Regions from separate parts of the Homo sapiens genome. Here all the other regions are linked to region 1. The links are chromatin loops, found by intact Hi-C in ENCODE. Cell type or tissue: heart right ventricle. All regions are shown on one strand. Links, peaks and the distances in the headings refer to the core of each region. The heading gives the core; the rest is flanking DNA.

Region 1 (7,729 bases), core at 1,655-6,654:
TCATTCCCTTTCTTATGACTTACTCTTCATGTTGCAGACACAGTGAAAATTACATAGCAAAATCTTCTCAAACTCCCAATGCAGTTAATTACTTCTTTCTTTCAGCACCCCTACTGCTTTTTTCCCTACTTGTAGTAAAAAACTGATCAAAGCCACCTGTCTGTCCTCTTCATCATTAACTCCCTGAGGGTAGAGACTTCACCTTTCCCATTTCCTTACTGCCAGCACCTAGCAACATGTCTTAGTAAATATTGGTTATAAAAATTAATGCAACTATAGAGAACACACTAGCCAATGAAAAAACTAAGTGAATGAATGAGTGATCAAATTAGTGAGTCAGTAAATTACTGAATAGTGATTGAGGAAATGAGGAAATGATTGAGTGGCAAATTATGGCATAATTATTTAATTAATGAATACATTCATTATTTAGTAAGTGAATAAATAAGTGTATGACTTACCTAAAGAGTTCATAGCAGTTTTTCTTTCCAGATCAGAGAAATTCAGGATTTTAATTGACATAAACTTTTTTCCTCCAACAGCTGTGTCTCCGGTCATCATACTGCAAGTAGAGTTTTTGCCAAAGGTATTAAGAATAGCTCACCATTTAACTATTCCAGACAATTTGCAATTGCAGTCTGTGACAAAGCCACAGTTTTAACAATATTTCACAATCCTCATTTTATGACTGTGATTTTTTTAATGTAAACATCACCCTCTGTGAAATTGTTTTGTTTTTTTTTAAATTTTTTTCCAGATATTAGTAACAGAGAAATGACTTATATACTATATGTTGGCTAATAAATTATATTCCTTCACAGTAAGTAAGTTCTAGCTGACTTTGATTTATGAAGACAACATTGACTTAGAAGAAAAATATTTTTGTTAATTTGATAAAATGTATCAAAACTGTTCTGTAGTACTTCATTTGCACTAGCAAAGCTATGAACTTAGCTTGAGACATGGCATGGCATTTGTGTATGGCCACAAGGAGACATTGTGTCTTGTCTTTGCAGTACAAAACTGCACACAATCTTGTTTGTGAAAATTGTGCCCAGGAATAATTATTTAGGTTTTTTTGTTTGTTTGTTTTTTGTTTTGTGACAGAGTCTCACTCTCTTGCTCAGACTAGAGTGCAGTGGTGCTATCTTGGCTCACTGAAACCTCTGCCTTTCCTCAACCTCCACCTCCCAGGCTCCAGTGATTCTCCTGCCTCAGCCTCCCAAGTAGCTGAGATTACAGGTGTGCACCACCATGCCTGGCTGATTTTTTTTTTTTTTTTTTGTATTTTTAGTAGAGACAGGGTTTCACCATGTTGGCCAGGCTGGTCTCAAACTCCTGACCTCAAATAATCCACCCACCTCAGCATCCCAAAATTATGTAGTATTTTGAACATCCTTTCCTGTGCAGCCAGAGGTTTCTAATGATAATTGTTAAATAAACAGATCATTAGGTTAAGATTAAGACTGTCAATACAGGCTTAGTCTGCTAAATTAACAGTGTTTGATAGAATGGGACCCATGCCTTCTGCAGTGGTTAGCAAATATTGAATTTGTAAGATTCCATCATTACCTTGTTTTTCATGTTACTGAGTAATAAAGTGAGGCCTAAGTGAATATATGGTTTACTAAATTGATTTCAGACATTAGAGAAAATGCAAAATAGTAAAATAAACATTCTTTAACATGAAAAAAAGTGAGCTTAGTCACTCTGTGTCCTTTCAGTGTCCTTCTTAAAGATTTAGCTTTTCTAGACCCTTTTAAAAGAATACAACTTTTAACACTAAAAAGTATGTTCTTTAAAAAAACTTTTGGAAAATAGAAATGAATTATAAACTTTTCCAAAATTTTGGCTGATTTCCTTAGGATTAATTCCCAAAAAAAGAGAATATGTAAGTCTAAATTGTGAATACTTTAAAGTACTTTTTATTGATTTTCAATTGCTGTATAGAAAGAACCTGAATATATACTAAGTACTAAAATGTCTCTTCCTCCTGTAGAAGTACCTTGTCTCTTACGTTTAGTAATGGAAACAAATGTGATGAATTGCTAAAGGCCTTTTTCCATGATGGCACTCTATTCATAGAAGTTTATATGGCATTTCAAAAGCTCTAGTCTAAACAAATATTGACATAATTTTGGAATCAACTCTCCCCAAGAAGCAGTCATGTAGAAAAGAATATGGATTTTTTTCTTACCCTCCAGAGTATGGAAGTGATCCCCTAAAGAGGACATTCCTGGAATGCTAGACAAACTCAACGTAAGGAACCACATTCTAATGTTTTTGGACTCACCACCTATGCAATGAGCTGACTGCTAGACTTACATCAGGAGTGTTGTGTCTCTGGAAATGTCCAGAGAGAGGTTGGATGACCAATGCTTGGGAAGATTTTTAAAGGTGCTCTAGTTCCAGTTGGGTAATCCAACTAGACATAATGTAAAGTTGCTTCATGCTGGCGCCATGATGTAAACCTCATATCCAGCACATGCAAGCAATTAAATAACTGGAAACTATTACATTTCCAAAGAGATGGTAAACTAAATTTTAATCCATTATTTCAACCTTCTGCTTCATTAATGCCCTTTGAATGAACTACTAAAAGTAACAGAACAGTAGTTTGGGAATTTTCTTTTGTTTTTGTTTTTGATAGCTTGAGTTTATCTGCTTCCTCCTTGGGCCTCTCCCTACTTCATACTGGACATGCCAATGTCTCAAAAGAGACAGGAGAAGAAGAAAACACCTACCTAAATTCAATAATGGATTAGGAATTGGGATGCAAAGGCAAAATGATTTGAGAACTTAAGGAAGTTTTACAGAGACAAGGCAAGGTATCTAAGACATTTTAACAAAGCCATGGCACACTTACTGATCTTGGAATTGGACTCTGCCATCCATCCTGTCCCTTCCCATACCAGCACACCAGTCCCCATTTCTGTTGACTTTTTCCCCTATTCTTCTCCTTTACAATTTGCCCAAGCTGGGAAATGTGGCTCTCATATGACAACATGAAAAATTCTCAAAGGAATGTTGAATATTTACTTTAACGATAAGAACTTGATTAGAAGAAAGAGGCAATTAAGAAATACTGTTCTCTTTGAACAAATTCAAGAAATATTTTGAGACACAAAGGGGCTGAGGCATTTCTGTGTATCCTTATGAGAAAAAATCAATAGAAATCGAGTATGATAGATTTTGAATACACCCCTCAGGACATAGGAAGGTTTACGTGGATATTGCAGCGTATTGGAAATGGACTACATGTTCTGTGACTAAGTTGGGGAAGTAGGTCAATCCATTAGATATTACAATTACATGATGCAATAGGAAAAGCACAGCTATTGAATTTTAGCTGCTATAATCCCAGCTAGGACTCGACAACCCGCAGTTGTTCTACAATTACGATAATCTTTCAGGTGGACTTCATACATGAACTGAAGAAATTCTTTTGAAAATAACTTTTAAAAGGGAGAACATTTCCCCCGCACACATTTTCTAGTCTGCTTGGCCGTCCCCTCTGGGCTCAGTAAAAGAAACTCATGCAGTGCAAGTATGTTTAGCAATTGGGCCTGTTCCCAGGTTGTGAGACGTTTAGCAAAAATCCAGAGTTATTATTAGATCTAAATGGAGGCTTTTGTCAAAAGGCCTCTTGAATTGTTAGGAAATCAGAGTGCAAATTGATAATGACACACAACACGTCTCTGCCCTGGCAGCTCCCCGAAGGCTGCTGAGATACCCCAGAAAGAAGTTCCATAGCCTCACGCCAACAGCATGTTGCCCAATACTTGTCCTTCTCCTAAGTCAGCCTGACAACTGCATTCTTCTCTTTTTTATAAGAGGCAAAACGAGATGGATTAAAGAGGATGTTTGAACTGAGACTATTAATTTCCTTGCAGTGTGTTTTCAAGTCAGATTCCTTTAGAAGAGTCTTTTGTGGTTTCATAAAATTACAACTTTGGCTATTCAGCTGCCTTTTCCAAAGCACAAATTTGGCTTCTAAAGAAAATGTACTGCATATCAAGAAAGGAAAGGAATGAGTATGTGGTTATCTTAAATATACTCATTTTATATAATAGCTCCTTTATGCAAAGAAACAATTACAGTATTAACTACTTATTAATTTAAAAATCGTAAAACATAGTCTTCCTAAAACGTATACGTTTTCTTTGATATATATTTTTTAATTAATAAAAAAGTTTTTCCTTTAGCAATATTTAAATGCTTAAATATGCTTTTTTTCTATCAGGTTTAAAGATATAAATTTCTCTTCTTTTTCTAAGGCTATTACAATATTTTTAATGTTTCAGGGATTAGGTGAGAGACCACTTCCTGAGCAAAGTGCATGTGTGTGATATCTTCAGGGAAATTGGAGAATGAATTGCTCCACCTCCTTGTCTTAATACTCCTGGCCCCATTAGCTTTCTTTGGATGTGCCCTATGGCCATGCACGTGGGAATAGGGCTCACTAAATGGCAAAGTAATTTCAGATTCTTTGTTGGTCCCACTTCTGTGGTCCAAGCACAGTACCTCCCACATGGCAGGAAGTCTATTTTACGTAATGAACCATTAAACATAATCCCCGGAAAAGGGGAGATCCTTACTTTTCACTGCTCTGCAGGTTTGACCAACTTTTAGTTAGTTTGAACTGATAGAAAACTGAACCCAATTTACTTGCCAATGAAGAAAGACAACTTGGATATGTGGAGTCACATCAAACGTTTGGGGATGAACTTCGGGCACATAAGGACACAGTGAGATTTTAAAGGGTGCTTACTAGCTGTCCACAAACCTCAGCTGTAGTTCCAGTGCTACGTGTGGTTGATCCATCACTTTCCTCCATTGGGCTTTTTCTGCTCTTACTGAGATCAATGGTTCTCAAACATCACTATGCATCAGAACCACCACTGGAGATTTTTAAAACACCTATTCCCTGGTCCCACCTCAGACTAATTAATTCAGAATATCCAGTGTGTGTGGCCCGTCTGTGTATTTAATTTTAATTTGATTTTATTTTAAGTACAAGGGTACCTGTGCAGGATGTAGAGGTTTGTTACATAGGTATATGTGTGCCATGATGGTTTATTGCACCTGTCAACCCATCACCTAGGTATGAAGCCCGGCATACACTAGCTAATTTTTCTGATATTGTTCTCTCACGCCACCTTCCACTGACAGATCCCAGTGTGTGTTGTCCCCTCCCTGTGTCCATGTGTTCTCATTGTTCGGCTTCCTTTTATAAGTGAGCACATGTGGTTTTTGGTTTTCTGTTCCTGCATTAGTTTGCAGAGGATAATGGCTTCCAGCTTCATTCATGTCCCTGCAAAGGACATAATCTCTTTCCTTTTTATGACTGCATAGTATTCTATGGTGTGTATGTACCACATTTTCTTTATCTAGTCTATCATTGATGGGCATTTGAGTGGGTTGATTCCATGTTTTTCCTACTGCGAATAGTTCAGCTGTGTATTTTTAAAAAGTTCTCCAGGTGATTCCAAAGTGAAGTTGGAAGTAAACCTGAAGATCATCCTCAAACATCTGATGTGACTCCAGATATCCAAGTTGTTTTTCTTCATTGGTAACTAAATTGGATTCTGTTTTCTATCAGTTCAAACTAATTAAAAGGTTTGGCTCACACACACAATTGTCTTCACCTGGTATGCTACCAACTCAGGGCCATACCAAACTGCTCCAGACTTTAACGTGATATGATTGACCTGGGGTCTTGTAAAAATGAAGCTTCTGACTCATTAGGTCTGTTCTTTCTGCCGTGATACTGAGCAACAGACCTGTGTGGCTATAGCCACTCAAGGTGGATGTCCTACCTCAGCTTGGCACTAAATCTCTCCTTGTGTCTTAAGGACAGGTTGGGACATGAGAGCTCTTGAAGGCTCAAGACTCCCAGAATAAAGCAGCATCGGTGGGCCATCTTTGGGAATGGTAATGGACGGGAAAGAAGGGCACCCACTCACTTGATTTCTGTGCTCCTTATATTTTTGATGTTTATCGAAGCTGACGTTGCTTCCCAAAGGCCAAGGTAGGAAAGACAAAACAGATCATTTTCATCTGCCTCATGTTCCCTTAGCTATTTCCCAGGCTGACTGAGAACAATTTGCATCCTGTCCAGGCCTCATAATTTCTGGTTGTTAAAGAAAGACACATGGGTATTGCCAAAGCATCGGGAGACCGTTACTCAGTGTAGTGTGACTTGAAGGATGTGGGAAATGTGGGAGCGTGGATTACTTTGATTTTTCTTCCTGTGGTCCACACTGGAAGTTTCCTATGAAAGAGGGAGAGACATTGAGTTTGCATTCTCTTTCAATTTAATTTTGGATTCAAAGCATGTGTGTGTATTAAATACAGTGACTATGAGGTATCCTCTGTGTGTCAGATTCTTGGTTAGATGCTGGGGACAGTGACTTTAAGGAGTCATAGATTTTCTCTTCAAGGGGCTCCTAATTGTGGGTAGGGAAAGCCACACAGCTAAGTGTTATCCTGAAGAATAAGGTGCCATAAGAACACAGAAAAAAGGCAATTAACTCTTTTGCTTATATGGTAAAAAAGATAACAGGGGAAGTATGTCAGGGAAACTTTAAAAAATAAAGAATTCCTCAAAATAGAAACAGGAGAAAAGCTTTCTAAGTAGGAATATAGCATGCCTCAAGTCAAGGAAGCAAAACACTATTTTAAGCTTTATTATAGCACTAGAATTAAATTTAGTTATATCTAATCTTAAATATAAACATTTTTTTCACTCATACAGATTTTCTAATCTTTAGGGCACCACCTAATCTATACTCACTAATAATCTGAGTGATGGCATGGTATTCCAGAAAGGCCAAGGCAAAATTGGAAAAGAAAATGAACCCCTAAAACATGAAGGTAAATTTTAGTTCAACTTGAATCAAATGTAGCAAAGATGAGGAAGACAGTACCTGTAATACAGGTGAGATTTATTTTGTGATTTACTTGAGGCTGGGCATGAGGTTTGGCTCACATACAGAATTATTTTCCCCTGGGAGTACTACCAGTTTAGGACCATATCAAACAAATGCTTGGCGGGGTTCTTGTGGACTGTGTGGGCAATGGAAACATGGGTTTATAAATTCTAAGAGGAGATATTTGTCTGCCTCCACCTAGAGTCAAAGTTGATACAGTTCGGTGTCCTTCTATGTTCCCTTAGAGTTTGTTGGTTTTTTTCTTCAATTTTATCCATTCCCTGAGGACATTGCTCTTTTGGAGTCTTGACTTTATATAGAGGTCCGTGGTGATTTAACCTTTACACGTATGGTATTAACTGATATACCAGGGCAGTAGTTGTCTCCAGTGGTTTGTTTCTGTTTCTCATTATTTTTGGCCTCTTGCAATATCCTTTATTATTTTGAGACACGCACGCACACACACACACCCACACAGGCACATACACTCTTTCAAAATATTCTATATATTCTTTCAAAACAGTTTATTCAGCCTTTTAGTTAATGTCTTAGTTTATGTTACTATCTAACAAACGACCCCCAAAACTTGGTAGCTTAAATTAACAGCAATGGTAGATTATGGAGATGATCTTGTCTTGTACAAGTGACTTTTACTGATTTTTAAATGTCTAGATTATTATATTGACAAAAATAAGATTTAAACAATTTAGTATGAACAGAGGCATGATGGATGTCCATCAATGAATTGCACTTGTGCTTAACAAGAACTTAATGGTTCCTGAATCCCTCCTGGCTCA
Region 2 (7,729 bases), core at 965-5,964, 100 kb before region 1:
TTGTTGGAAAGGGTAAACCAGTTGCTGATTTATAGCACAGCAGTGTCCTGGACCTGCAAAACCTCTTGAAACGTGTCAAGAGCAGCTCTGGCATGTGCTCTGGGGCATAAAGTTGCTCTTGGAAGCAGGTGGGCATGTATCCCTTCTGTCATCCCACCAGAAATGGCTCAGCACTGTTACCTGGCTGCAAAGTGGATCATTCAATTTTCAATAAATACATGCTGAGAACTTGCTCTGTGGGGAAGACCTATTCAAATTCATATCAAGTAGAACTCAAAGTAATTCCTCCTCCCTCAGACTACAGAGCTTAGGGGTGACATAGAGGTGGTTTCATATCACAGCTCTGGCAATTGTATTGAGTGTGACTTGGAGAAAGTTATGTCGCCAATGTAAGCCCAGGATCTTCATGTTTAAAACAAGTAAACTTTGAAGATAATAATATCAGCCTTTCAGAGTTGAATCTGCAAAATATCTGGTAAGAAACTGAGACATCCTGGGTGCTCAGTAAATGGTAACTGTTGTTATTGTGTTGCCAAACTGTGCCCCTGATAACCAAAAAGCAGTTCTCTTGTGCTCACATCCATTGATGTGGGTTTTAGTTGCATTTGCTAGTTATACATTTTTTAGGACAATTTCTTCTTTTACCTCCAGGGATCCCTCACCCTGTGTCCCCTGATATCAGTGGTCTTTATTAGAGGAAGGAAAAGGAATTCTGTTAATGTTTTCATCTGCTAGCTGCAGTTCTCAAGACACTCAATAACTCATTGTCAATGACCTAGTTACTGACAACTAATTCCTCATTTATGGAATACGTCACTTTTGGAATGAATTTGATGACCCTGAACCAGAGCTCTGAGGACTCTGAACACAGAAGTGGGATCAAAGTGCTGCTAAACCCTGGCACAGCCACCTGGCCTCAGGGAAGGCAGTTAAAGGCACATATTTTAAAGGCCATCAAGTGTTTCTCTTCTTGGTCCTAGAAGAACATTCCCAGAGTGCCCTTCATCAAGTTGTCCCTAATAAATATCAAATGCAGGAGCTGAAGCTGTGGATGCCATGCTCCTCCCACCCACATTCCTCAAGACCTTCTCCCTTGGTGGCCCCACCAGGAGCCCCAAGTCCCACCTTTACTGCCAAACTCCACTTCAAAAGCTGAGGACTGAGTCCTCCACTGGTGCATCAGGGGAAGCCTTTTGAAGATGCAAGGGTTGTGAGTCACTGATAATCATCATGATTCATCCACGAACTTCAGAGACCAGGTTCTCTTTAATACTCATTATCCCTTCAATAGGCCAAGTTGGGCCAATAGTTAATTTGCAAATTGTAGGACTCAGTAAAGTGAGACTCTAAAGGCAGGGTAATTAATAAATTATTTTTATAGAGAGGTTGACTTCATTCAATTTTCCATATTTATTACTCATACGAGACAATCTTTCTAGTTTTCACCTCCCACAGGGCTAATGAGAGTTGATAGTCATCTCTCCTTCCACTATTCTCCCCTCACCTTATTCTGTGAGGCTCTGAGGCATTAAACACACACTTTACACTGCCAGGTCACTGTGGTCACAGTGTGTAGCTCAAAGACGGCCTTCAACAGGCATTTGTTTATTACAAGACACTTCACTGGTGCTCTCTTTCTGTGCCCTTGAATCAGGCCTCACCACTCAGCAGGAGACCAATCAAAATGAGTCCTAAAAACCATTGACAGTAACTTCTTGGCCTCTCTGAAGTCACTCCACCCTCTGTTCCTCTCTTGTGGTTCTGATGTTTGTTTCCTTACCTCTTGGCCTTCTTGGCTTTGGTGTACAATTCAGTGAGTTACAGATTGAATTGTGTTCCCTTTCAAAAAGATATATCGAAGCCCTAACTCCCAGTACCTCCAAATGTGATCTTATTTAGAAATAGGGTTGTTGCAGGTATAATTAGTTCACGAGTTCATGTCATAGTAGGACAGGCTCTGTACCCAATATGACTGCTGTCTTCATAAGAAAACGTCCATGTGAAGACATCCATGTTAGAGACACACAGGGAGAATGCCACGTGAGTACTGGAGGACGAGCATGATGCAGCTAAAAGCCAAGGGATGCCAGACGTTTCCAGCAAACCACCAGAATCTAGGAAGAGGTGAGGAAGGATCCCCCACAGGTTTCAGAGGGAGCATGGTCCATGGATACCATGATTTTAGACTTCCGGCCTCCAGAACTGTAAGAGACTAGATTTTTGTTGTTTGAAGCTATCCGATTTGTGGTACTTAGTTACAGCAGTTCTACCCTCCTTACACACAGGGCTGAGGCAGAAATGCTATTTCCTAAGGCAGGGCCTGAGGCAAGGCCAGTGCTGGGTAACCCAATCTGAAGTCCAGGAAGCACTTACAATTCTCTGTCTTCACTAGAGGTGCATCTTGCAACATGGTGTCTCAGTGCGGGTGTTAACTGTTGATTCCATTGACAGAAAAATCTATCTCCTCTGTATAAACATCTGGATGACTTAACACGTATTTGAGGCCCAGTTCTATGAACCACTGGCCAGACAAGGACTCCAGCCTCCCAAGACTGAAGAGTATAGGTCATGCCAAGAACATTCTTCTCAGAACTCTAGTAGTAGGACTTACAGAATAACGTCCTGGGCAGAGATGATTCGGCCATGAAATAGACTAAAAAGTGGAATCATTGAAATTAGTCATTGTGTGGCCTAGAGTAGTCAAGAGGGGCTCCCCCAAAGAAGCCACAGTGCCAACTATTGTAAGATGAGGAACTTTGGAAGAGCTAGTGATGAGGATGGAGAATATCCCAGGCATGGGGGCCACATGAATAAAAGCATGGTGACAGAAATAGAATGGCAGATGCTGTTCAGTGAGGAAGCTCAGCTGGTTAGAGTAGTGTGGTCTATAGAGAGTAGGGGAGAATCAAGTGTTGAAGGTTAATCCATTTACTCTAACCCTAGTTTGGCTGACTGCTTAATCATGGGTTTTCCTTCCTTCCTTCCCTTCTCCCTCCGTCCTCCCTCCCTCCTTCCCTCCCAGCCTCCGTCCCTCCCTCCCTCTCTCCTTCCCTTTCTTCCTTCCTTCCTTTCTCCTTGTTTAATTCGCCCTCTCTTCTTTTTTCTTTTTCTTCGATATTCAATGCAAATGCCTGATTGCCTGATTTTCATACCCTCTGGTAGGCTCCGGATGAAGGCACGCACTGCTACTATGTTAGAAGAGCGTGCATACACAGTTACAGCACACTACGCTAAACGCTATCACAGAACACAGGACTGGAAACACAAACATTGAGGCAATGCTTGACAAATATCCAGCACACATCAATAGCATTTATTGATGGGAAAATATGGTCCAAGGGTCACATCATCTCATTTGATCATTTCAATAACCCGATGAAGTATCTATTATTGTGTCTAACTTAAGGATGAAGAGACTGAGGCTTAGAAAAGTGAAGAAACATCTCGAATCACACAGCAAGTGGGTGGCTGACACAGGGCTCAAGCCTCATTTTTCTAAACTTTCACTTGTGTTCTTTGTACTACATGATGTCAGTTGTGTATTCTTAAGCTGGAATGACGAATTGGTCACCCAGATTTTTCTTACTGCCTTCAGTTGCTTCTTGACCATGGAGTTTCACCATACCACACTTTTTGGTAATAGGGGCTTGGGATAAAGCCTGTCCTCTCTAAAGATCTGTCTTTCCTTCTTTCCATAGGAAGAACTTGCTGCTCTGGGTATGGACAAATTGGATAGGGTAGAGCAAAACAGGAGAGCCTTGGCTGACAAAAGGAGACACATCAGCTAAGGGTGATGTCGGCTAGCTGAAAATACACACTAATCTAATCTGGCTGTTCTAGATGAATCTCAGGAATGTGGGAGGCTAGCATGTCAGATAGGCAATTATTGGCCGGACACAGGATTGCATAATGCAATGATGACTGGGGCTTCCTGCTTCAGCTTGAATGTGGCGAGCTTGCCAGAGAGGATTTATCTTCCCAAGAGAAACATGCCAACTTTGAGAGGATATGAAGTAACTGTTATTATGGGAAAAAAGACAGGCTTAATTTGAAAATAGTCAAGGTCTCTTTCAGTTGTACTCTGGATCTGCCTTCCTTTGGTTTTGTTTGTTTGTTTGTTTGTTTGTTTTTCCTTTTCTGCTCTTCTGTCTCTGTCACTAGGTCTTTCTCTCTGAATTTGTGTCCTCGTTACCTTTCTTTCATTTTGCTTTTATTTTTACTTAAATCCTTGCTTTTTGTTCAAATCTTTATATCAGTTTAATGTTAGAGAAAAGTGCCTTGATTGTTTTCCTATCAAAGAAGAAAATGCTGATTAGAACCAGTGTCTGTGGTGGTTTTGTATGGGAGGGGTCTTTTAGACTGAAGATTAAGTAGACGAGACTCCTCTATTTAATATGCAACAACCTGGAACATTTTGTTTTTGATAACCAAACAAGCAAATTGCCCACATACTTCCTCTTTCTACACAAAAACCCACATCACATTCTTGCAACTGGCTTTGCCTTAATTGCTTCACAAGAAAAACCCTGGCTATCATTTGGCCTCCTTTGAGACACTGGCTCTGAATTCCTCAGGGTGGCCAGTAAAATGCTTCAGAGAGAAAAATGACGTACATAAACAAAACAGAATATAGGAACAACAGAAAGGTCTTTTCTAGATATTTCTGTGTACTTTCTTTTTTTCTTTCTAGATGAGAATATGACATACGGAATGCATGGCATTGGAAGCCAATGCTTGCAACTCTCAGTCTAGTTTTTCACTAATACACTGTGTTTCCTCTCTTCTTACTCAGTAAAGTATTCGTGTATGAATATAAAAATGTAATGTTGGAGCTAAAATGTCATAAAGTCACAAAACATAAGTGTCCAAAACCCTGAGATTATTTATATTTATAGTGAACTCCTCCATAAATATTTATTATTTTGCAAGATGACCCTGCACCATAAAGAAAATGTGGTGTTGTTTAAGAAGACAGAAAATTATGTAACAACACTTAGACACTGTTTGATATTGAATTAAAATTCTCATGGAAACTCTTCTTGGAACTTAAAGGGATTAATCCGCATTAATTTTCTAGAAAATACACCTGGTTCACTTAAACAAATTCATATTGAATAATGAACCACTTATTGAATATTGTTTGCCAGACTCAATGGTAGGCATTGGAAGCAAAATGATTCATATCTTACACATTCTCAGGATGTTTTATTGTCTTATTTTACATATATGAAAATCAAGTTCAGAGAGGTCAAGCAACTGGCCCCAAGCCACACAGTCAGTAAGTTGGTAGGTCAGCATGAAGCTGGGATGGAAACAGGTCTGTCTGACCTCCAAGTCTGTTCTCTTTGTACTGTATTCTCTCTTTGTTATGTGCCAGGAGCTCTTCCAGGTGCAGATGAATACAAAAGCTAATTTCATTTTGGTAAAATCACCCTTTCCTCCTATGCCCTCTATGGAACTTTGACAATATGAAAGAAATGCAGGGTAAATTTTACATGACCACAGCATAATTAACAAAGACAACAGGTTTATTATTAAACAATCATAACTACTAAGTTAAAAGTCCTGATTTTCCTTACAAATAACATCTACTCCTCTACTACTTCCTGTGACAACTGTCAAATAAAGGCTTGAAATGTAGAAACAATATTTTAAAAGATGAGTTCTGTATAGCAAGGGTATGTCAACCTCTTCCTTAAATCTATTTAGCATTCAACACTTGCAGTAAGACTTATACTTTTTTTCAATATGTTCTTATAATATTACAGAGATACATAAATGCCCTGAGTATTAAATTAAGGCTAATCACATGTCTCCATGCTTTATTTTATCAGTAAAATATCTACATTGTAAACATTGTCTGCCTCTACCTTGCAGTTGGATTCATCTTTTACTGCACAGAGTTCTTGAGCCAATCCTGAGCTGGAAGAGAAAGTATCTTAGAATTTCTACCCTGAGGATGAGGTGTGAAGGTGGCCTGAAATGTGTCCTGCTGACATTCACTGTGTCACTTCCCTACCTAGGTTGAGCCTTGGTACCATGTAGACCCAATCCACCTACTCCACTGCCACAGCTATACCATCCTGCCTCTTCCGCCTTCCTTCTCCTCCACCTCCTGCCCTTCCTCCTTCTTCTTACATCACTTCACACAAACACAATGGTGACCAGTCTTTAAACTCATCCCTTTTAGATGGAATAGATATTAATTTTCTGGATGAGAAAATCGTGACTTAGAGAATTTAGATAACGCACCTGAGATCATAAGACAGGTTCCTGGGTTTGAATTCTGCCTGTATGAAAAATGACATGGGCAGAATTCAAACCCAGGGTCCTGCCTGCCTGCAAAGTCTGAAGCATTAGTCATTTTCTTAACACTAAGTCATTTCTAATCCTTTAGGACGCACCAGCCTTCAGATGGGCACCTTTACCATCATCCTCCCCCACCCATCTAGGACTGACATGTTCTGAAACCACATCTTTTGTGAGTTGGACATTGGTCATACCCTGCTGGGGTGACTGTCATGATCAGCTCAGCCTCCTTACCCACCATCCTACTCTATTTAGGTTTCCTCACCCTTCATTTTCTGTCCTTAGAACCCAGTTCTAGTTTTCATGGCTAATGTCCCAGAATGTTTTGAACCTGAACATCTCAGAGTTAAGACAGTCTCTGCCAACATTCTCTATATTAAAATAATACTAACCATGCCTTACTTACTATGCTAAATCTCTTGCCCCATAACACGTCGCTTCACTGAGAAGTTGCCTTCTTGAGTTGATCCCTGCTGCCACTGGCCATTTCAGATAACTCCACTCACCAAAGACCAACTTACCTGTCAGCCCTTGAAGATATCTGCAGACACCTGGTGGTGCCCAAGACCTACTGAAAAAATTATTTTTTCTGGTTCCTGATGTGCTTTCATCCCAAACCCAGTTCCACCTGAGTCTGGGATCTTGCTCTGAAACTGCTACTGACCCCTTTGGATTGGTTCCTGTACACTGAGCCCTTATGATATCCAGAACTGCTGGCATTGGAAGCCAATGCTTGCAATCCTAGTGTAGTTTTCCACTACTACTCTGTGCTTTCTCTCTTCCTATTAAAGTATTTTTGATGAATACAAAAATGTCATTTTGTAGCAAAAATGTTATAAGGTCACAAAACATAAAAGTGTCCAAAAACCTGAGAATATTTATATTTATAGTGAACTCCTCGATAAATATTTATTATTTTCTAAGATGACCCCACACCAAAAATAAAATGTGGTGTTATTTAAGAAGACAGAAAAATGTGTAACAACACTTAGACGCTGGCTGAAATTGAATTAAAATTCTCATCGAAACAGTTCTTGGGACTTAAAGTGTTCAGCATTAGTTTTTTAGAAGATATACCTTACCCTCGTCAATAGGCTCTTGGAAACTGAGACTTTAAGCTCAACCACTTACACTGAAACCAATTTTCCCATGGGTTAATTGATATAAATAAGAATTAAATTTCTATGATTTATTTCTGGTCACAAAAACATCACCGACTTGTAAATAAAGGCCAACGCATGTCCATATTAAACATGAAAATAAATGTGAGCTATGCATATGTTTAAGAAAGATAAACAAAAACAAGTAAGAGAATTATTTACCCACTAATTTCAGTTTAGGTTCATGACTGGCCAGAACCTGTCCTGGAAACAGGGCTCAGGATGGAAAGCAGCCCTGGACAGGACACCCTCCCATTGCG
Region 3 (7,729 bases), core at 914-5,913, 75 kb before region 1:
GGAGCTGCTGCCGTATTGTAAGGGAAGAGATGGAAGCTAAATACAGGTTGGTGACCGCAAAGCCAAAACAGAGTATTTGTGGCCAGGCATGGTGGCTCATGCCTGTAATCCTAGCACTTTGGGAGGCCAAGGTGGGCGGATCACAAGGTCAAAAGATTGAGACCATCCTGGCCAACATGGTGAAACCCTGTCTCTACCAAAAATACAAAAATTAGCTGGATGTGGTGGTGCGTGCCTGTAGTCCCAGCTACACGGGAGGCTGAGACAGGAGAATCACTTGAAACTGGGAGGCAGAGGTTGCAGTGAACCAAGATCACACCACTGCACTCCAGCCTGGCGATAGAATGAGACTCTGCCTCAAAAAACAAAACAAAACAAAACAAAACAAAAGTGTTTGCCTTCAAAAGAATTGTGGTGTGAGGAATCTAGATATGTAGGTGAGAATCAACAGGAAAATATTAAATTTTCAATGGGAAAGTATAATTAAGCATTTTGTTTGGTGACACAAAATAAAAGATGCCAAGCAAAGCCGTGGCTATCTTTATTGAATTCAGCTCAGTTTAATGGAAACTCCTTGGTGATTGAAATAAACCAATTCTGTCTATTATAAAAACAAACAAACAAAAAGGGACACCCCTGTTTTACCTGAGCTTCTCAGTGCCAACAGAAGCGAATGCATTAACTGAAAGCATTCAGAGACCAGAAACAATGTGCATTGGCTGGAAATGAGCTAAGAGCTCTCCACTGAAAGGATTTGCTTTCACCGCCACCATTAGGAACTTGCTCCTGAGTCAGAGTGAATGTGAATTTGAATAGAAACTCATTGTACCTGAACATGATCTCTGGATGGGTTTTACCACAACCAAGATGAGGATGAAAAGGGGATATCTGAAGATTGCAATGAAAGGATAGGAATAAAAACAACAACAGGAAAAATTTATGGCATTGCAGGTCAGATCTGACCAGAATTCTGTTTGTGAAAGTAATTCTATAGAACCCAGTGAAAGTGGAGAAGAGGGGACCGAGCTTCCTGCTCTTGGGCTGTTTTATAGTAAATGATCTATATTAGTACTTGATTTTTTAAGTATTATTCATAACGGACTAGCTGTACCTTTAAATGTTTCTTAAACCAGAAAAAAAAGATGTGTTCCTGTAAATAAAACTATCACTCCCACCTGGAGAGTGGGGAAACCACTTCAGTTCCATTTCAAATAAATGTACAAATGAATGAATGACTTCCCAGTTGTCAAGGATCACTAAGAGTTAATTCTTCATGAACATCAGGTATCACCCTCCAAAAAGTGCTAAGACTTTTAAATTACTTCATTTTTTTAAAGCATGATTTTAAATTTCCTAGTTGATAGAATGTGTCTTCTTACAAAACAACTTACAGCTCTTTTTCTCCATATTTCAAGGCTCCTTCGATAATTTTGCTTGAAGTTTTGTTTGAAAATCATAAAAGTTATGAAGTGGTAAAGGTCTCAATTACTACTCAGTCAAAAAACAAACCCAGATACCACTTTAGTTATTTTGAAAAGAAAGAATTTAACATAGAGAATTGGTTTCAAAGGTACTGGAAGAAATGAAGGAGCAGAAAGGGAAGGTTAGGTAAATAATTCTTAAAACTCAACAATAGGAAAGAAAAAAACCTGATTAAAAAATAGGCAAAGGATCTAAACGGACACCTCATCAAAGAAGATGTATAAATAGCAAATAAGCATATGAAAAGATGTTCTGCATATAACATTGTGGAACTGTAAATTAAAACTGTAACGAGAAACCACTACACACCTATTAGAATAGTGAAAATTCAAAACATTGATGACAAGTGCTGGTTAGAATGTGGAGAAACAGGAACTCTCATCTATGGCTGGTAGGAATGAGAAATGGCACAGACAGTTTACAACACAGTTTAGCAGTTTCTCTCAAAGCTAAACGTACTCTTAACATAGGATCAATCTAGCAATCATACTTCTTGGTATTTACCCAAAGGAGCTGAAAACGTATGGTCACACAAAAATCTACACATGAATGTTTAAAGCAGCTTGATTTATAATTCCTAAAACTTGGAATAAACTAAGATGCCCTTCAGTAGGTGAATGGATAAATTGTGATGTATCTAGACAGTGGAATATTATTCAGTGCTAAAAAGGTGAATGGATAAATAAATTGTGATATATCCAGACAATGGAGTATTATTCAGTGCTAAAAAAAAAAATGAGCTATCAAGCCATGAAAAGACAGGGAGGAAACTTAAATGCATATTAAAAAATGAAAGAAGCCAATCTAAAAAAGTTACATATGTATGATTCTAACTATATGAAATTCCAGAAAAGGCAAAACCATGGCGACAGCAAAAAGCTTGGTGGTTGTCAGGGTTTACGAGAGAGGGAGGGGCTGTGAGCGGTGACTCACGCCTGTAATCCTAGCACTTTGGGAGGCCGAGGCAGGCGAATCATGAGGTCAGGAGTTCGATACCAGCCTGGCCGATATGGTGAAACCCCGTCTCTACAAAAATACAAAAACTAGCCGGGTGTGGTGGCATATGCCTGTAATCCCAGCTACTCGGGAGGCTGAGGCAGGAGAATCGCTTGAATCCGGAGGCAGAGGTTGCAGTGAGCCAAGATCGCACCACTGCCCTCCAGCCTGGGCGACAGAGTGAGACTGTCTCAAAAAAAAAAAAAAAAAAAAAAAAAAAGAGGGAGAGAAGGACGAATAGGTGGGTGGAGCACAGAGGATGTTTTTGGCAGTGAAATTACTCTGTATGATGCTGTAGTGGCAGATATATGTCATAGTACATTTTGTGAAAACCCACTGAATACATACCACCAAGAGTGACCCCTAATGCAAACTACAAACTTCGGATGATAATGATGTGCCAGTGTAGGCTCATCAGTTGTAACAAATGTACTATCTGGTGCGGGATGCTGACGGTGGGGAAGGCTGTGCAAGAGCGTGGACAATGGGTATACAGGAACACTATGTTCTGCTCAGTTTTGCTGTGAACCTGAAACTGCGCTGAAGAATAAAATCTATTTTTACAAAAGCGGGGCGGGGTAGACGACCCCAAATTTGTAACTCTAGGAAGTTGCTACCATTCCTGGGGTTATAAGAAGAAAGTGGAGATGGTTAGGATAATGGTACCCAGAGCCCACAATCACTGTGCAGCCAAGGAACAGTGTGACTGCCATCACCCCTGCTAGAACACTGCAGAAGCCCACATAGTCATGGAAGTCCCCTGCTCTGGGCCAACCAGCACCTTGCTGTTGTTAGGATCATTCTGTGAGGTCAGGCATCCAGGGATTTCATCCAGGGACTGTTGTGCCTCCAGCCCCTGTGGATGCCTTCACCACCAAAGATGCGGCTGGCTGGCAGACAGAAGGAATCTAAACACAGCGCGACCTCTCCCAGCCTTCCAATCTGCAGGCAGCGCCCCAGCTTGGCAGGAGCTAATGGAAAGCCAGCTGGAACTGGAACCCGGAATTGTAATTTGCAGACTTTCAGCTCTCCGCAGAGGAGAATTTGAAGGATTGGAACGGGGCTGAAAGCACACAATCAGTAAGGTCAAAGTTTGCGAGGATCTCTCCCTTTTTATTTCCGTTATTCTTATCCCTTCCAGACTCAGACTAAAAATTAATCAAAAAAATAAAAAGATTGGGGTAGCCACCACTGCCTGAGGGCCCACGATGCCTGCTGCCTTTTAAGTATTTTGCATTCATTATCTCAAATTTTTATAGGAAGGTAGACTTTGTTTTTACTTTTAAATCTTCATTAAAAGGGAAACGGTGACTGCAAGAAATTAAGTCACTTCACCAAGGTCAAAGTGCTCTTAAGTAGAAAATGGGGTAGGTGATCTGCCTTTCATCTGACATCAGGTTCTGTGCTGTTTTCATAACTTTCATAGCTCCAACCTAATCAGACACAGAATCTCATCTTTTTAAAAATATTTCCTAATGTTGTCACAAGAGTAGCTCCTGTTAAAAGATGTAAACAAAGACTAGCAAAATCAAAGCCACAGAACAGTAGTCTTGGGTGCAGTTATTTGGCTATCGACTCCCTTTTTCCCTGGAAACTTTAACTTAATCTGACTATTTTTTCTCCCACCCAATATCGAGGGAATAGGTGACTAAAAACCTATATCAAAGAAATGAGAATGAGTTAACCCAGATTCGGTTGATTGCTATTAGCAGTTACCTTTACTTCCTTTTCTACCTTAGTCCATCCACACACCCAAGGCCAAATGTCTAAAATTCCCTACACGCACAAAACGGGCCCGTTGCTCTGCTGGGGTTCTTGCCCTTCACTACAGGAAACATGGGTAGGTCTTCTCAATTAAATAGATGCATATGACACTGAAGGTACAGCGAGGGACATTGGATGTGTTGGAAAATCCTGTAGTTCTATGGAAGAGGGCTCACTCAGCACATGAGTCAAAGACTTGCCGAGGGTGTATGAGGAAATTTTGCCACTAAATAGCAAAGGTCACTCTGCAAAATCCTGCAGGGGCTGGCATTTTTGGTTTCATGTATTTGTATGGTATGAGAAGAAGAAGGAATGAGTAGGGTGTGTGAATGGTTCTTTATAGTGGGCTATTGTGACTGTTTTAGAAGGAGGCTAAGAATGAAAGAAATGTATATAATGCATTAGCTAAGGCCCTGATTAAAATGGGTGGAATATTTGTGTTTCGTGTGGGTGAGAGAGGCATGGGGCTTTTTTCTTTTATTTACCCCTCAACCAGTGTCACTGCGAGACCTGAGAACTTCAGATTTCTATTTCCTTTCAACCCCAATGTCCCTATCTGGCAATGGCAATATGTATTATGTTGCTCCATTTAATTCATGCAACATTACTGATCTCTTTCTATCCAATTTACACAATGTTATACGTCTCTTTCTCATTATAAACTACTGTGGAGTTATAAAGTTGGATAAAGCAACTTGCCTGTCCTCAAAGAGCTTATAATCCTAGTAGTGGAGAAAAAGAGGGATGGCACAAAAAATTATGTTGCAAAATAAAACAATGAAAGTGCCACAAAAGAGAGGAGGAGAAATGAAACCGTCAGCTGCTAAGAATTTTATACACCAGACACTTTTATAGGGTGTCTCATTTAAACCTTATGGCATCCATTAATGTAAATAGTGTCATATCCTTTTCACAGAAGAGGAAAATGGGGTTCAAATAAGCAAAGTAACTTGTCCAGAGTTGCATAGCGAGGAGCCACTGGAGCTAGGTTTGAGGGCGGGTCTTCTGACCTCCACATCCAGAGTCATACTACTTCCAACATAGTGCTCCAAGATGAAATAAATGACAGAAATTTCACCTAGAAGGAGGAGGCAGGGGTTGAAAGTGGGAAAAGGAAAATGCTGGAATTCAACCCATTTGAGACAAGATTTGAGAGATATGGAGGTTAGAGAGTGAGAGGCAGGATGTTCCAAGAAGAAGCAGCAGCAATGTGAGTAAAGAAACAGATTTTAAAGGACTCATGCAGAAGGCCTATTTAAAAGGAGCACAGGGTCCTGTTTGAAAGAACCAGCAATGTGAAGACCAAAGTCCAAAGAGTAAGAACCGAGGACCGGCCCAGAACAAAGAAGAGGGCAGCAGTGGGAAGAAGCGAGGGATAGAATCCATTTGAGGCTGCCTAGAGAAATTCTACAAGCCAAAGGGTCGTGATGAACTACATCTGTTCACATTTATTCTCATGTTTTCTGTATGGTGGCCATTTATATTTCTCTTCTATTTTTGTCATATTAAGTCCATAGTTTTGGAAATTGAGAGTTCAAAAGATAAACAAATGCCCAACTTGTTTTGTCCATGGAATGTAATTTAAAAATCTACCTCCCTGGGCCATCAGTCTACTGATTGTGTTGAATATGGCAGGTGAGAGGAATTATAATGGTATCCCCTCACCTCAAATTTTATCTGTGATGAGATTCGGACCAAGAGTCTAGCCCCAAACAATACAGAGCCTTAATAGTGAGCCTGTTTGGGATCCCAGGCCTTCTAACACCAGATCTAATATACTTTGAGGTTCTCACCTGGTTTTTCATTATAAAAACAAAGTCATATATAGTCATGTGTCCCTTAATGACTGGGAAACGTCTAAGAATGGCATCCTTTGGTGATTTCATTGTTGTGCAAACATCATAAGGTGTACTTAAACAAACCTAGGTGGTATAGCCCACTACACACATAGGCTGTATGGTATAGCCTATTGTTCTTAGGCTACAAGCCTGTATAGCAGGTTACGGTGCTGAATACTGTATGTAATTGAAATGCAATGGTAAGTATAAGTATTTGTGTATCTAAACATGTTAATATAAAAAATACAGAAAAAATATCATATTATGATTTTATGGCACCACTGTCATGTTATCTATGAGGTCCATTTTGACCAAAATGTCATTATGCAGCATATGACTATAGCTTATTTCCGTCCGAAAATGAGCACTGCTTTCTTTGTTTATAGTGCTCTATTTTGGGGGATATTCAGGTGCCTTTCCAGAGCAGATAGAGACAATCAAAGCAAGAGCAGCTTTCTGCATTATAGATGTGCCCTCTGAGGCCTTTGTTTTAGCTGCTGTGATCCAGCAACAGACAGAGATTGTGTGCCCATAGCTGGCTGCGTGTGACAAGGATTGTTCTGTCTCCGGGTGAGAGCAAGGCTTCCGTGAGCTGCCAGTTGGCAGTCCTGACAGCTGCCTATAGCAAAAACATCAGGGATAACATGTAGGGAAATTACTGATTCATCTCCCATGAGCAAATCTCTGCACAGACAACACCAGAAACATTACTGCAAATTGCCCTTTATAATTCTTCACTTTATAATCAAATGTAGGCTTTTAGACATTTTCTGCCAATGAACACCTCGTGTAACACATTAATTTGGGTGGGAGAGATAGATGGAGGCACAGCCCCCTACAGCAGCTGACATAATATGGTATCCAGAGGCACAAGATTGCAGTTTATGTGAAAAACAACTTCATAATAAGAATCATAAGCCTGATGTTCATTAAACCTTCCAGATTATCATACATACAGATGGAATGTTTGCCTTTGAAATGATTTTCTAGGAAAGCCACCACTAAAATGTTTCCACATTCCTCTTCTGTGCATACACCATGTCGCAGTCCTGCCAGGATCACCCCAGCATAACCATCTGCTGCACTATATGGCCCCAGACTGGCAGTTCCAGTGGCCTCCTCTGGACTGGCCAACTGCTTGTCGCTCAAGCCTTGCCCCTGGTGACTCTGCTTTTCTCAAAAGGCATATCCACTCCAGAGGGCTTAGGATTACTGTGAATTTCCTTATTGGTGAGGAGAAGATGGCTCTAGGGTTCTAGATGTGTTTTTCAAGTAGGATTTCCAGCATTTATTTACTCATCCATTGAGTCAATCAATCATACATTCACAAGCATTTTTCATACACTTCTGCCACAGTTTGAATGTCAGCACAAAAACTCACGCTGAAATTTAACAGCCATCTATCTATCTCCCCCACGCAAATTAATGTGTTACATGAGGTGTTCATTGGCAGAAAATGTCTAAAAGCCTACATTTGATTATAAAGTGAAGAATTATAAAGGACAATTTGCAGTAATGTTTCTGGTGTTGTCTGTGCAGAGATTTGCTCATGGGAGATGAATCAGTAATTTCCCTACAATATCAAGAAGTGGGGCCTTTAAGAAGTGAGTGAGCTATGAGGGCTCTCTCCTCATCTCCCCATGAATAGA
Region 4 (7,729 bases), core at 1,759-6,758, 85 kb before region 1:
CCACTTAACAGATAAGAAAACTGAGGTTTCTAGAAGTGAATTTTATGCCACATGACCCCTCTACTTAATTGGTAGAGACAAAGTTGGACTGGAGTCTGATTACCATAAATGATTATTGTGCTGTTCTCTTCCAAACTCTTTGTGTACAAGTGTCAAGCACAAGCCGGCCCTGAGTTTCCCAGAACAACTCTGGAGTCTTAGCTTTTGGGAGCAGGCAACAAAAAGAGAGCTTTTCTTGAGTTTTTTCAAAGACTTTCTACTTAGACTTGTCGAAGAGTCAATTTATATAAAACCTAAGTATCTCCTCTCAATTTTACTTTCACACCAACACAATAGGCAACAGAGCTTTCTACTGTAGTCTAAATAGCTTTGTCAGCCCACAGGCTTTTAAGCCAAATTTGCACTTCTAGAAGCAATTTCCTCAGGCTTGGTCTGAGTGGAGGGAGACAGCTAAATGCTCTACCTTTTCTTATCTGACAAATTGAATGTCCTATGAAAAGAAAAAGAGAAATCCTAATGATGAGTGATCCATCTGTATTTTTGACTATATTCCCAATTTTCTGGGGAGTTGTTAGTGTCTTTTCTCCTCCCAACTTTTTTCCTACTGTGCATTTAAATTCAGCATGAATCCTATGCAGATTTAATGGTTTTCCTGGGTGTGCCTGGGCTGAAACCATGTTAAAGCAAATCAGTGTTGATGAGTGTATATTTCACAAATAGCACAGATGACGCTGTGTATCCTTGAAACATTCACTTACACTTTGAAGAACAAATTTCTCCTTCTGTAGCAGAGAGATAACCATACTTCCCTTAGAAGATTGTTTTGTGGAAAGGGATACTGCATATAAAATACATGGTCCAATAGGCACCAGGTAGATACTCAAAAATTGATAGTTAGTATTTTAATTTCCATCTTTGCAACTTTAAAGTATTAACAGCACTAGTAATGTATTCTATGGTCTACTGGTGGTGTTCAGAGGCTACCACATAAATATGTTGTCTGATCTGCTCACAGCCTGCTGGTAATGGCCGTAAGGAGAGGGGTTAGGCTATTATTTACTGAGTACCGCTAGATAAGATGTTATATTAATTAACTTCACATTAACTTCATAAAGTATCTGTTGTAATCTCCGTTTCACTGATAACTGTGAACTCCCTGAGTTCAAGGCTTATGTTCTGTGCTCCCTGCTCCTGGTAAAAAAACAGGCATTCAGTAAATATGTGCAGAGTGTTTATGTCCGTTTTCTCCAGTGATCTGTGAGCTCCAAAGCATGGACCACATCTTCTCTAGCACAGAAACTGGCATGTGTTAGGCGCATTATTAAAAGGCAAGACGCACTTCAGTGCCAGAAATGTGCTGGTTCCTGAGCACAGATTTTTAATGTTAATCTTTGCATGTCTAGGGAAGACCAAAATGGAATAGACTGAGACTCAGAGAGCCTATGTTCTACTCCTGGTTCTGCCAGTGACAAGCTGCCTTTCCCTTTCAGGAGGCTCAGACTCTGTAGATGTCAGACTCAAAACTCCCTAAGAATTTCTTCCAATTTTAGTTCTGTGGCACTAAATATTAAAGTTCTATAAGAATTAGTAAGAATGAGTAATACGGAATCAGTAAGAATTAAAATGTGATCTTCATGTGATCCAGTATGGCTCCAGTCATATCTGACCTCTGCCTATCTTCACACACAACAGGCAACCTCTGCCTCCAAAAGTCTGCATGGGCTGCACCCTCTACCTAAATGCTCTTTCACCAGACACCAACATGGCTCGTTCCTCAGCCTCTTCAAGGTGAGCTTAACTTACCCTATTTTAAATTGTAACTTCCATTTGCACTCATGGTTCCCCTCCCCATGATGTATTTTCCCCATAACTTTCTCTTTTCTAACAAACTCTTGGTTGACTTTAGTGTTTTACCATCGAATTCCTCCTAATAGTATGGAAGCTCCATGGCAACAGGATTTTTTTTTCTGTTTTGTTTCTGTATTTCCAATTGCTTGAATAGTGCTTGACATGTGGTCATATCTCAATAATTTTTTTTCAGCAAATAATTGAATCTACATGTGATCTTGCTGCAAATTAAGTTCAAAATAAACAAAGACATGTTTTAGGGAAGAAGTACTTGAACTCTTCTGTGGGTTACAGAATCACATTAAAATGAATGGGTAGAACACAGATACTTATTCAACTGGATGTTCATATACTTCCTGTACGAACAAAGCTTTGCCTAAATTACTTTTTAAAACATCATCACAATAGATGTATTAGGAAGATATTCTTCTTTCTCTTTTCCGGATAAAGAAATTAAGTTTTCAAATCACACATGGGGCTGTGGTGTTAAGACTCCAGCTGTGTGTGATTCCTGTCCTATCTGTCTGACTACAAAGCACATACTCTTTTGTGTTACACAGTGTAACTGTCAAAAAATGTAATATCAGAAAAACTTCAGTTTTCAGAAGAGCCCTCTCACACTTTGTGTGGAGGTGGTCTGAATGGTATAAAACACCCTCTTTTTAAGAGTCACAGGCTGGGCTAATAGATATGACTGCTGCTCATGTGGTGACCTTAGACAGCCCTTTTCTCCTCTACAAAGTGAGAAGGTAGAGTTAGATGACTGCCAAGGTCTTCTCCAGCCCCAATGTGAGGACCTTATTGAGCTCTTCTTGACTCAAGTATCCATTGGCCAACGCAAACTTGCCTAAGGCTCAAGGACTCTTCAGTTTCAGAGTGTGAGTGAAGAGGAAAAACACACCCTGACAGACAGAGAATGAGCCACTTTTGTCCCAGCACTGATGAACTCCATCACGGTCACTCAACTGGGGGTGCTGGCATCCTCATCTCAAGCCAGTTTCCTGAAAGTCAAAACTTGGAGATCATCCCACGCCGAGAGCATTTTTTAAGGGGCTGATGAAGCAACAGGGCCGTTCTTCAAAAAAAGGGGATGGCCTAGGTCTGGAAATTACTTCCTTCTTTCAGTAAGAAGGTTACCATGATGGTTAATCAACTGTAAGGTCTTATGAAAATTAATCAGTAGATCCAAGTTGGGCAATATGCCTTGCTTTATGAAATTGATCATGATAGAATGGGAAAACCATGGGATTTACAGTCAAATGCAAGTTGTTATCCTGGCTTCTTGTCATCTTATGAGCTGTGTAATCTTGGGACAAGGTAGTGGACTTCTCAGATACTTCATTTATATATTTTTATAATATATAACGATATTTACCCTGCATGATTTAAAGATAAAATATGTAAAATTAATACATATAAAGCTCCTGACAAAATTTGGCTCAATGAATATTAGGGCATGTTGAGAAACAGTCAATCTGTAGGGATTTTATATGGCAATAATTGTCCATGTGGACACGTCTACCTATCTCTTTTCCACTTCCTCTATATGACCTCTGACCTTCAGCCTCCTTAGAATTTGTAGAGTTGGAAACTGAGCTAGCCCAACGTATCACTGGGGTGAGAGTAAGCTGGAGCTCGGGTTCTGAAATGTCCGTCTGGAATGGGTGAGGCCCTATGGAGAAGAATGACCATGAGCTGCAAATCTACAGAATGGGACAGGGCAGGGGTCCTATGATTACAGATCTGAGATGCCAATAGAAGGGGAGGAGGAAAAACAAGCTGAATGTCAAGGGAACAAAACAAGGATAAGGCTGGAAAGACACCAGAGAGTGAGAAAGTTACAGTCACAGATAACTCTCCAATGTGCTTATAATTCTCATGGTGTTATTTTATAACCTCCTTTTCAAGGTTTTCATGGCGGAGTCAGACCCTCCCCTAATATTTCAGTGACTTCTTTCTTCCTAAGTCCCCTGTGTTCCCTGCCCTCTGAAACTCAGCCTCTTTTATCAGAGAAGTACATGGTCTGACTCTGTAACTTCATCACTTGAAGTAGTAAGGACTATTTTAGCTCCTTGTCCTGATGGGAACCCGGTGTGGCTTTTCCATGGGGAACAAGGCTTCTAGCAAAAGTTGTCCTTTGGGAAATACTTTAACCTAGAATGTTTCTATCTTGCTATATTTAGAGCGAGTACAAGCAGATGTATTCTTATCTTAGATAAGCTGGGTAAGACATGAGCAGGATCTTAATTTGATGTGAATCATTTTTTTCTTTTGATTGTATCTGATCTACATGCCTGTGGGTATGGTTGAGTTCTGATTTACATGGGCTGGGTGGGTTCCTCTATTGTTTTTCTGATGTTCTCCGTGGAGCTCTAAATTTTAAAAGGCATGTCTTAGAGGTAATATGTGGCAAAGATCTCCAAGTCCCCCTACTCTAGTTCAACTGGAGGATTTCACTTATATCCATTCTGTATGATAGCCTTCCATAAACAATTTCCTTGAGAAAAAGGTTTAAAAATCATTGCCCTAAATGGATTCTAGATAGTACCCTCCAGTATAACTTTCTGTGGTAATGGAAATGTTCTACTCTAGCTAATAGGGTAGCCACTAGTCACATTTAGCTATTGAACACTTGAAATACAGCTAAAGTAAATGAGGAACTAATATTTAATATTTATTTATTGAGAAGGAGTCTCACTCTTTAGCCCAGGATGGAGTGCAGTGGCACTATCTTGGCTCACTGCAACCTGTGCCTCCCTGGTCCAAGCAATTCTGCCTCAGCCTCCCAAGTAGCTGGGATTACAGGTGCCTGCCATCATGCCTGGCTAATTTTTGTATTTTTAGTAGAGACGGGCTTCCACCATGCTAGCCAGGATGGTCTCGATCTCCTGAACTCAGGTGATCCGCCTGCCTCAGCCTCCCAAAGTGCTGGGATTACAGGCATGAGCCACCGCGCGCAGCCAATTGTATTTAATTTTAATTAATTTAGATTAAAATGGTCCCCCATGGCTAGTGACTACTGTATTGGGTAGCCTATTTCTAAGAAATGTTGATGGATTTTGCTTTGACTCTGTGAGCAGTCACTGGAGTGTCCTAAAGTGAGGAGGTGTGAAACAACATGGTGTTTAGTGTTCAGGGAAGAAATGCAACTATCTCAGTAGGACTGGACCAAAGGATGATTGTGGATCACAAGGTAGTTGTGGACAGAATGGTAAAGATGAAAGTCAGATTATAGTGGGTAAAGGGATGAATTTTCATAGAGGAAACAAAGGTAATTAAGTCACCTTTTCAAGTAAAAATATAGCAGGTTATATGTTTCAAACATAATCATAACCATGCTTCTCATCCCACATGTTCTTCTTAAGATGTAACTGTGACTCTTTTCCCACTGAGGAGGTGGGGTTTGTGCTCCCTACCCTTGAATGGAGACAGGTTTCTCACTGAAGTGGAGTGACATCAGGTGACTTCTGAGGCTAGATCACAAAATGCCATACAGCTTCCACATGGCTTCCCTGGGACATTTGCCCTTGAAATCTAACTGTCATGCAGAGAGGAAGTCCAGACCTTCCTGTGCAGAGAGACAACATGCAGAGGTAACACGCAGAAATTCCAGCTAACAGCTATGCTGAGGTCCCAGCCCACAGGCGGCCTCAATCCATAGACATGCGCGGCAGGATATGGTTCCAGGTGATTCTACTCCTCCAGCTGCAGAGTCAACCCTCCTCCCCCATGCTTCCCCTAACAATTCAAATCTTTCCAGCCAAAGTACCAGACATTGCAAAGCAAAGACAAAACCTCTCCAATCTGTCTTGTCTGAATTCCTTACCCACTGAATCCAGGAGCATAATGAAATCTGTGTGTGTGTGTGTGTGTGTGTGTGTGTGTGCGCACACGCGCTGAGGCCACTGCATTTTGGGATTATTTGTTACACAGCTGTGGTAACTAGACCTTTAATGTGCTTAGAATAATCGAGGGAAGGTAATTTTAAGCCATGTCTTCTTTTTGGCAGAAGGCAGTCTAACTCATCCTGAAAATCTTCCCATTACTCTGTGAGTTCCAAGCAAGGAAGAATGACAAGATAACAGAGGCAAGAATGAGAGTGAACATTCTTGGGCTTGGAGAAAGTGTGTAGTCACTGGTCCCTTTGCAATGAAAAGGGATTCTTCCTCCTCTCAGGCGGGTGGGAGGGAAGAGAGCAAGCAGGAAGGCATGGGGGAAAGAAGAGAAAACTCCTTTGGGAAGGTGGTACAGCCACGGATGGAGAACTCAAGCTTTGCGTCACACAAAACTTGGTTAGAATCTTGACTAGCAGCGGCTGCGTCATCTAAAACCTCTGGACTTCAGTTTTCTCATCTTTAAAACTGGTATAGTAAAATATATATATCACATTATGTATTGTGATACGTATATGTGAAAGTGCTTTATACATTACAAAGGGTCATACACAAATAGTTCTCAATATACTTAGAAGAACAAGACCTGGCACTTATGAATATTGCAGAATGAATATGTCAACTACTATTGATATACAGAATAGTGCCTTTTCTTAGTTTACCAACTCTTACAATAAATCAGTACCTCCCATATCTTAGAATTAAATAAGTAACTACAGATAGGGATTTGACTCATCTTATTTTTTTCTTTAAAAGCTATGAACAATCATCTGTCAAGGAATTAGTTTTAAAAATTCAGAACGAATTACAGAGAATTGAAGTCAACTAAGACGTCTGACTCAATTGTTCATACAAGTGATAAAGTGGAAACAAAACAATTGGAGTGGGCTTGTTCTTCATGTGGTGTAATTCACCAAATTCTGGAGTCAGTTAAATTGGAAGAATAGAAATGTGAGATTTGTGCTTATATTTTTTGTTTAGTTTTTGCAAAACAAAACAAATCTGTGTATTTATGATATTGTATTTCTGAACTGGGTGGGGGGGCTCCAATCTTTTATTTCCACTTATTTTCTATACACGCCTTTGAAAGTAGCTTGGTTTTGTATATTGTATACAAAGGCAGAGAAGGGCGGCCCGCTTTCCTTCCTCGCCTCCTCCCACCCAGCCTCTAAATAAGTGTGAGCTAGTCACTACCATACATGTGGGTGGTAACTCTGTTCTTGGTTCAGGGAGAAAAAGAAGCACAGGCAAGTAAGAGAGGCTTTTTAGCAAGTTGTGGACTTGAAATCTTGCATCTGTAATAATCCAGGGAAAATGTTAACAAAGTCAACAATGGTTAACATATAATAGAGACAATCATACTTGGTAATTGCTACATGGTGTTTTGCACAGAGAAGGCACCCATTGCAAACTCTGTAGCCATTTTGTGAAAGGCTTAATTTCTAACTGTGAATGCCAAGTGATACCTGGAGTGGCAATGTTTTTTTGTTTTTTAAATAATTTTTTGCTTTCCTTATGCTTGCTCTTCAGAATTTCTGCAATGATTTCAGAAATTAGAGCATTTAAAAATGCATATCATGGACGGTAAAGAAAAAACACCTGATAATAAATATTTGCAAAACATTTTCAAAACTATATATTTTCGTAATTGCTGACAGTCTTGTGATATATATAATTTTATGAGGTATCAATAGGGGAAAAAAGGAAATCTAACTCAATTTGGATGTTTGATCTATTCCCATTGAACTTTGCTTGCTCAAATTTTATTTATTTATTTATTTTTAAATTTGTATTTATTTATTTTGAGTCTGAGTCTCGCTCTGTTGCCCAGGCTGGAGTGCAGTGGCCCGATCTCGGCTCACTTCAAGCTCCACCTCCCAGGTTCACACCACTGTCCTGCCTCAGCCTCCTGAGCGGCTGGGACTACAGGCGCCCGCCACCACGTCCTGCTAAGTTTTGTAGAGATGGGGTTTCACCATGTTAGCCAG

Evidence for each region. A loop is a pair of places that touch in the nucleus more often than their neighbours do. Peaks named below come from ENCODE experiments on the same cell type or tissue, not always from the same donor. Only the 100,000 strongest peaks of a DNase experiment are listed, where the experiment ranks them.
Region 2: it touches region 1 in a loop (2.0-fold over the local background); 29 of 110 quality-filtered maps call a loop at or near these places.
Region 3: it touches region 1 in a loop (2.9-fold over the local background); 11 of 110 quality-filtered maps call a loop at or near these places.
Region 4: a loop joins it to region 1, with 2.6 times the contacts of the local background. A loop is called at or near these places in 24 of 110 quality-filtered maps.

What each region holds. Positions count from the first base shown.
Region 1 is chr2:12,915,366-12,923,094 of GRCh38, forward strand. No RefSeq gene overlaps it. Among named protein-coding and RNA genes, the nearest start is that of MIR3125, 180 kb to the left of the region's middle. In heart right ventricle, for the core only: no CTCF peak of the experiment used is centred there; a DNase peak (open chromatin) is centred at 3,686; H3K4me3 peaks cover 507 bases; H3K27ac peaks cover 3,842 bases.
Region 2 is chr2:12,815,390-12,823,118 of GRCh38, forward strand. No RefSeq gene overlaps it. Among named protein-coding and RNA genes, the nearest start is that of MIR3125, 82 kb to the left of the region's middle. RefSeq lists an enhancer at 918-2,117. In heart right ventricle, for the core only: no CTCF peak of the experiment used is centred there; a DNase peak (open chromatin) is centred at 3,902; H3K27ac peaks cover 4,922 bases.
Region 3 is chr2:12,841,259-12,848,987 of GRCh38, forward strand. No RefSeq gene overlaps it. Among named protein-coding and RNA genes, the nearest start is that of MIR3125, 110 kb to the left of the region's middle. In heart right ventricle, for the core only: no CTCF peak of the experiment used is centred there; a DNase peak (open chromatin) is centred at 3,343; H3K27ac peaks cover 2,038 bases.
Region 4 is chr2:12,830,529-12,838,257 of GRCh38, forward strand. No RefSeq gene overlaps it. Among named protein-coding and RNA genes, the nearest start is that of MIR3125, 97 kb to the left of the region's middle. In heart right ventricle, for the core only: no CTCF peak of the experiment used is centred there; no DNase peak of the experiment used is centred there; H3K27ac peaks cover 4,296 bases.